Regions from separate parts of the Homo sapiens genome. Here region 2 is linked to region 1. Evidence: read pairs that join two places in POLR2A ChIA-PET (ENCODE). Cell type or tissue: HCT116. All regions are shown on one strand. Links, peaks and the distances in the headings refer to the core of each region. The heading gives the core; the rest is flanking DNA. Region 1 overlaps IRF2BPL (interferon regulatory factor 2 binding protein like). Region 2 has its middle 42 kb from the start of LINC01629.

Evidence for each region. Peaks named below come from ENCODE experiments on the same cell type or tissue, not always from the same donor. Only the 100,000 strongest peaks of a DNase experiment are listed, where the experiment ranks them.
Region 2: POLR2A ChIA-PET joins it to region 1 with 14 read pairs; 27 of 35 experiments call an interaction of 5 or more read pairs at or near these places.

The regions. Positions count from the first base shown.
Region 1 is chr14:77,021,807-77,024,711 of GRCh38, forward strand. It overlaps IRF2BPL (interferon regulatory factor 2 binding protein like), which reads right to left. Exons shown (of 1, transcript NM_024496.4): 1 at 2,737-2,905. Among named protein-coding and RNA genes, the nearest start is that of IRF2BPL, 5.4 kb to the right of the region's middle. RefSeq lists an enhancer at 1,740-2,034 and a silencer at 2,241-2,466. In HCT116, for the core only: a CTCF peak has its summit at 1,909; no DNase peak of the experiment used is centred there; H3K4me3 peaks cover 1,544 bases; H3K27ac peaks cover 2,500 bases.
Region 2 is chr14:76,915,707-76,918,611 of GRCh38, forward strand. No RefSeq gene overlaps it. Among named protein-coding and RNA genes, the nearest start is that of LINC01629, 42 kb to the right of the region's middle. RefSeq lists a silencer at 1,480-1,774 and enhancers at 2,592-2,905, 2,829-2,888. In HCT116, for the core only: a CTCF peak has its summit at 1,610 (motif pointing left); a DNase peak (open chromatin) is centred at 1,595; H3K4me3 peaks cover 230 bases; H3K27ac peaks cover 1,712 bases.

The sequences.
Region 1 (2,905 bases), core at 233-2,732:
TCCCATTGGCCTATTCTCTCAAAGCTGTTGAATTGAGTCCTCATTGCCCCACCACTCTGCCCACTTAAACATGTCGTTTGGATTTGCTGCACAAATGATGCACAAAGATAAATATGAATTTTTAAATGTTGGCCACTTTGGCTCTGAGGGGAAAGGGAGTGAGAAGGATAGGAAACGAGGGTCAGAAGAAATGGAGGTAAAATGGAGATGAATGGAGCCTCGGCTCATCCAGAGGCCTGGGCTGAATCTCAGAAACCCACAAGAATCCTTACACGCCAGAGAGGAAAAGTGCTTCCTAGGCGTCCAATGTGGAAAGCTTCAGGGAAAGGAGAATCCAGCTGAGGGATCAGAGAAAGGCTGGTTAAGGCAACCAAACTAGCAGCTGAATGGGTCCCAGGAAAGGAAAAGTTCACATGGTTTAAAAAAAAAAAAAAGCCTCCATTTAACAAGTGGTCCCCGGCTATGATAAACTTTAATTAACTGCACTATCATAATTCACTTCTAGCCTGGGTTCCACCCCAACCTGCTCTCTCCCTCCCACTCCCTCCCTCCTCTCCCCAACGTCTCTAGTCAGGTTTCCTTAGTGAAACCAAACTGGCCTCCATGGCTGGATGCCTCATTATTACAGCTGCTGCTTCTACTGTTCATAATAGCACCCAGCAACAAGAAGGAAAGAAACGATGCTGTTCTCAGTGCTTAAAGACAGGCCCTCCTTTCCTACCTATGTGCACTAGTAATCAAGGGTCTTACAATCCTAAAAGTTCCTGAGCATAATACCATAGTGATGAAGAGACAGTTGCAGGCCGGCAGGAGCAGCTGTGCACAGAAACCGGTAACAGGGACAACTCCCAGCTGGAGCCACCAGACACAACTCATAAGGTCCACGCCCAGACAGGTGATCCACATGTCTAAATTCACATGCACTGTGCAATGCCGGAGGAGGGGTGGCTGCACCCACCGCTCCTTCCTTCAATGATAGTTAAATTATACCCGTGACACTGTATTCTCAGGCTGTTGAGCTTTACCAATTTTAAGAGTATGTGCCTTGGGAGCGGGAGTTGGGAGCATCTTAGAGGATCTTCCAGGCAAAACATGCTTGGTTTTTATTAATGAACTTACACAAAAAGCCAACCCAGACCTTTAAGTGCAATGTGTGATTGGTAGCCAGGCGAGGATGGGTTTTGGAATTAACTCTTCCTACAGTCTGCTATGCATTATCACCCCCAAGTTAATTACCCCTGCGGATGAAAATAGGTTTCATGACTCATAAGCACCAATACAACACTTGGCAGCAGATGAAAATGCAAGGACACATTTGCAGGAAGCTGACATGAATATCTATTTATATGTGGGGAGATTCTTAGAGGTGAGGCAGGCACCTCCCATGTACCAGGATTAAGAGGCTGCAGCAGATCCATCAATATTGCCACTTATCCACACCCACACACACACACGCGAGTGCGCGTGCACACAGAGTCCTGGTTTCCACCACTTCAGTGATGGCAGTGGCAAAGCAGGAAAAGAAACTAAAAGGGTGTTATTAACAAGTTCCGACACCAGCCCGGCCTCCACACCAGAGTTCTGGGCGAACCAGTGATTTGTTTCTCCCCAAACGTGCCTGTACCCATCCCCACCTCCCAGTCTTCCCACTCCTTTGATGGGAGTGGAGTGGGGGATCCAAGTTTCTTAATAGTCCTTCAGCCTTGGAGGGGACCAACAGGGCCCAGCTCGCCCCGCCCAGGAATGAGATGTGGCCAGGAATCAATTTGACTGGATTGCCGGGTTTTGTTTTGCTTCCTCCCTCCTGTTTTCTGCTCTTCTATTTGCCTCCCAGGAAAGTACAAGGTTCAGATCAGGTTTGTTTGCCTTCCCCTACCACTGGGAGGACTCCAGGCTGCTCTCAGCCCACGAGCAGGGGCTCTGCTCTAAAGGGCAGTAGTCTTCTCTCCGCTTCCCCGCCTCTCTGCACCTCACAAACGCCGCCAAAAGCTGATTAGATGAATAATTGCATTGCTTCACCAGCAGGAATGGATTTTTATTTGATGTTGGAAGTAAACCTTTGCTTCAGGAACTAAGTTTGGGGTTTCCCCCCCTCTTCCTCATCCTCAGAAACCCTCTCTAATCAACTAAGTCTTTAGAATTATTTCTGCCTTTAAAAATAATTATTTAAAATACAAGAAAGAAAACTTGTAATGAATGAGGTGAAAACTGGTTTTCCAAGGAACCAGCCTGAAGCTACTGCGGACTCTCCAAGGCTGAGTGTATGCATTTGCTCCCAGCTCTGTGGCAGTTTTGTTTTAAATATGCAGACTGATGTCTGTCATATCTAAGAAGCAAAGCATCCTAGCTTTTCTCCTAGACTTTTTCGCCCACTTGTCAAGTCACCAGCTGCACTGGGTGTCAGCCTATGTTCACCGCCACAGGGCGAGGCACCAGAAAGCATTCTTGACAATGCCATTTGCAGCTGGGCCCGCATCCGGGGGAAAATAGAGATGCTGAAGAGTAAACCGAAATCGCTTAGTCAGCAACTGTCGCCTCCCCAAGAGGTGAATTTAAATAGCCTGGTACCGAGGGGGAGGGGCAGCAAGGCAGCACAGGGCCTTTCCCACAGGCCAGCTCCCAGGGCTTTCAAAAGCACTAGGATTTTCGTTCTATACTGGAGGTAGGGAGGGTGTCGCCTACGTCGGAGTTGCATGGCCTTAGCCCTAGAAAGACAAAATTGCTGACTCAGCGCAGTTAATATCAATTGAATTTATTACAAGTTACTAAGCTCCAAGGCACATTACAGTGTTCTGTTAACTACAGAAATGTATAAAGGACAAACAGAGCAGATTCTCCATGTCTAGCATTTCGCTCTACTGTTCAAAAGCATCCGTGCATCAATAAAGCAAAAACAAAACAACAC
Region 2 (2,905 bases), core at 313-2,812, 110 kb before region 1:
TGCCATTGCACTCCAGCCTGGGCGACAGAGTGAGACTCCGTTTTAAAAAAAAATCCTGGCCAGGCGCGGTGGCTCACGCCTGTAATCCCAGCACTTTGGGAGGCCAGTGCGAGCAGATCACGAGGTCAGCAGATCAAGACCACGGTGAAACCCCGTCTCTACTAAAAATACAAAAAATTAGCAGGACGCGGTGGCGGGCACCTGTAATCCCAGCTACTTGGGACGCTGAGGCAGGAGAATGGCGTGAACACAGGAGGTGGAGCTTGCAGTGAGCCAAGATCGTGCCACTGCACTCCAGCCTGGGCAACAGAGGGAGACTCCGTCTCAAAAGAAAAAAAAAAACAAAAACAATAAAAATGCAAGTCTGTTGGAAGCCCTGCCCAGTTCCATAGTGCATCTGTGTGACTCTGTTCAGGATTTTGCACCCATAGGCGCAGAATCTCACGTGTGTGCACATGTGCTTGTGACCAGGCAAATCGGTTGCATCTTTAATGTGCTTGGGAGTCCTGGAAGAGAGCCGTTTCTTAGGAGTGTTGCATGTCAGAAAAGGAAAGGAACTGAAGAAAGCTGTTTCTTAAGATTGTTGCATGTCAGAAAAGCAAAGGAACTGAGGGGCCCCACAGGCCTCTTATTGTACAGAAAGGGAGAAGATAAGGTCCAAGGGGTTGAATCACATGCTCTGGTCACTCAGTGAGAGAACACCTTAATAAAATTTGCCACGAGGCTTGTCTTGGCTGATATGTGAGTTCCCAGAGGTCACAGGCAGAAGCGCCGTGGAAATGGAATATCGGCACGGGAACTTAGGTTTCTCCTCCGCCTGTGGCAGCGCTGGAGAAGATGGTGGCACCTGGTGCCATGACTGCGTGCATGATGATCATCAGGGAGCAATGATGGGAAGTGTCTAAGGGTTAGGCTCTGGAGACAAATTTCTTTTTCTTTTTCTTTTTTTTTTTTTTGAGATGGAGTCTCGCACTGTCGCCCGAGCTGGTGTGCAGTGGTGCAATCTCAACTCACTGCAACCTCCGCCTCCCGGCTTCAAGCGATTCTCCTGCCTCAGCCTCCCAAGCAGCTGGGATTACAGGCACCTGCCACCACGCCCAGCTAATTTTTTGTATTTTTAGTAGAGACAGGGTTCCACTGTATTGGCCAGGCTGGTCTCAAACTCCTGACCTCGTGATCCCCCCGCCTCGGCCTCCCAAAGTGCTAGGATTACAGGCATGAGCCACCACGCCCAGCCTGGAGACAAATTTCTACTGACCAGCTCCTTCTTAACATCGCTGCACCTCAGTTTTCCCACGTGGAAAATACAGGTCATGGTACTTCCTCCTTCAGAGGGTGGTTGTAAGAATCCAATGGATGGATACATGCAACAACTTAGCAAGGTGCCTGGCACGCACTAAAAGCTCAACAAAGATGTGTCCTTATGATCATTCTCTGCTTGCATCCTCACCAGTGGATCCCAGCAAGCCCACTTCAGCTCAGAGACCTCTGCTAGGGCCCAGAGCCCATCCTTTGGAGATTCCCATCTCACAGGCTTTGTGGTTACTGACTGACTTTGTAATTCCCAAACCTGACCAGCAGGCAGTTCATATGGAAGTTCTTGCCACCTCCTGGTGAAAACAAGGACTGCGGGCAAATTGCTTGGTGTCCTGCTTTGTCCTGAGGCTGGAGCAAGGGGCATGGGTGGGCTGGGAGCCTTGGGCAAGAGGCTGATGCGTCGTGAGTGGTGAGGCTGGTGTCCGTGGGACACAGTGCTGTGTTCTCTCCCGCCTTGAGACTGTTTACGATTTGCCAGACTCTTGTGGTGCTATCCAAAATAATGCATCCAGTAGAGCGTTCCTGCCTTGGGGAGCTTGCATTAGGCTGCTGACATTCCCACAAAGAGCTATTTTTTTGTGCCACTTACTTTTATTTTTGTCATTTGCTTTACTCTCTTAATTTCCACTCTACCTCCCAACCCCCAACCCCTGTTCCCACCCATATCATTGCCTGTTAAAAGCAGCGGGAATTCTGAAGCCAGCCTTGTCCTCATTTAGGATGAGGACCTGAGCACAGAGGGATATTTTTCTTGTGGCAGCTGTGAGCTTTGCCAACCCCACTGAATTCAGGCTGGCCACAGCTCATCCCATGAGGCCAGGTATAGAGCCTTTCCTAGCAACAGTTGCAGAATCACAGCAGAGAGCGCTCCTGGGATCTGGCCCCCAGGGTTGGTCCATTTAAAGAAGCCACACTTGAGCCTGAGCCTAGCAGAGCTAGTGAGAGAAGAGTGTTGGCTCCATGCTGGCACGGGGCCTGCCTGTCCCTCCACCCCTTCAAGAACCCGTGACAAACAACCTTGCCTGGTGCCCAAGTGCCTGCCAAGCCCTGTCATATTAAAACCCTGGAAGACTCGGCAAGGAGTCCAATTTCAGCCCAGCAGGTGGGGAAACCAAGGCAATAAGAGCCCAATGTGACCAAGGTCACACACAGCTCTGGCTACAAGGCCCCGGAGGCCGGGCATCCAGGGCTGCAGGCTAAGCACCGAGCACCCTCACCCTCACCCCAGCCAAGGCTCAGCTGGGCACAGAGGAGGAACAAACATCCCCCACGTCATTCAACAGCAGAGCCCAGAGAAAGGCCCAGCACTTCCCCTCCATGAATGCTATTGCTGGTCCCCTCCCTCCCCTGGCGGGAGGGGGGGATACAGAGGCACTGAGACTCCCTGGAGCCTCTTTGGCAAGTCATTTCCAAGCCAGGCAGCCTGATCTCAAGCAGCTCCCAGTTGAGTGCCTGAAACACCAGACATCAAAAACCTGGCAGGCCTGGGGAGAAGGGAAGATTAGATCATTACAGCAGAATGAAGCAAACCAAAAACCCAGAGAAGGCAGGAGGGACAGAGGCCAAGAATGTTTCAAGGCAACCTGAA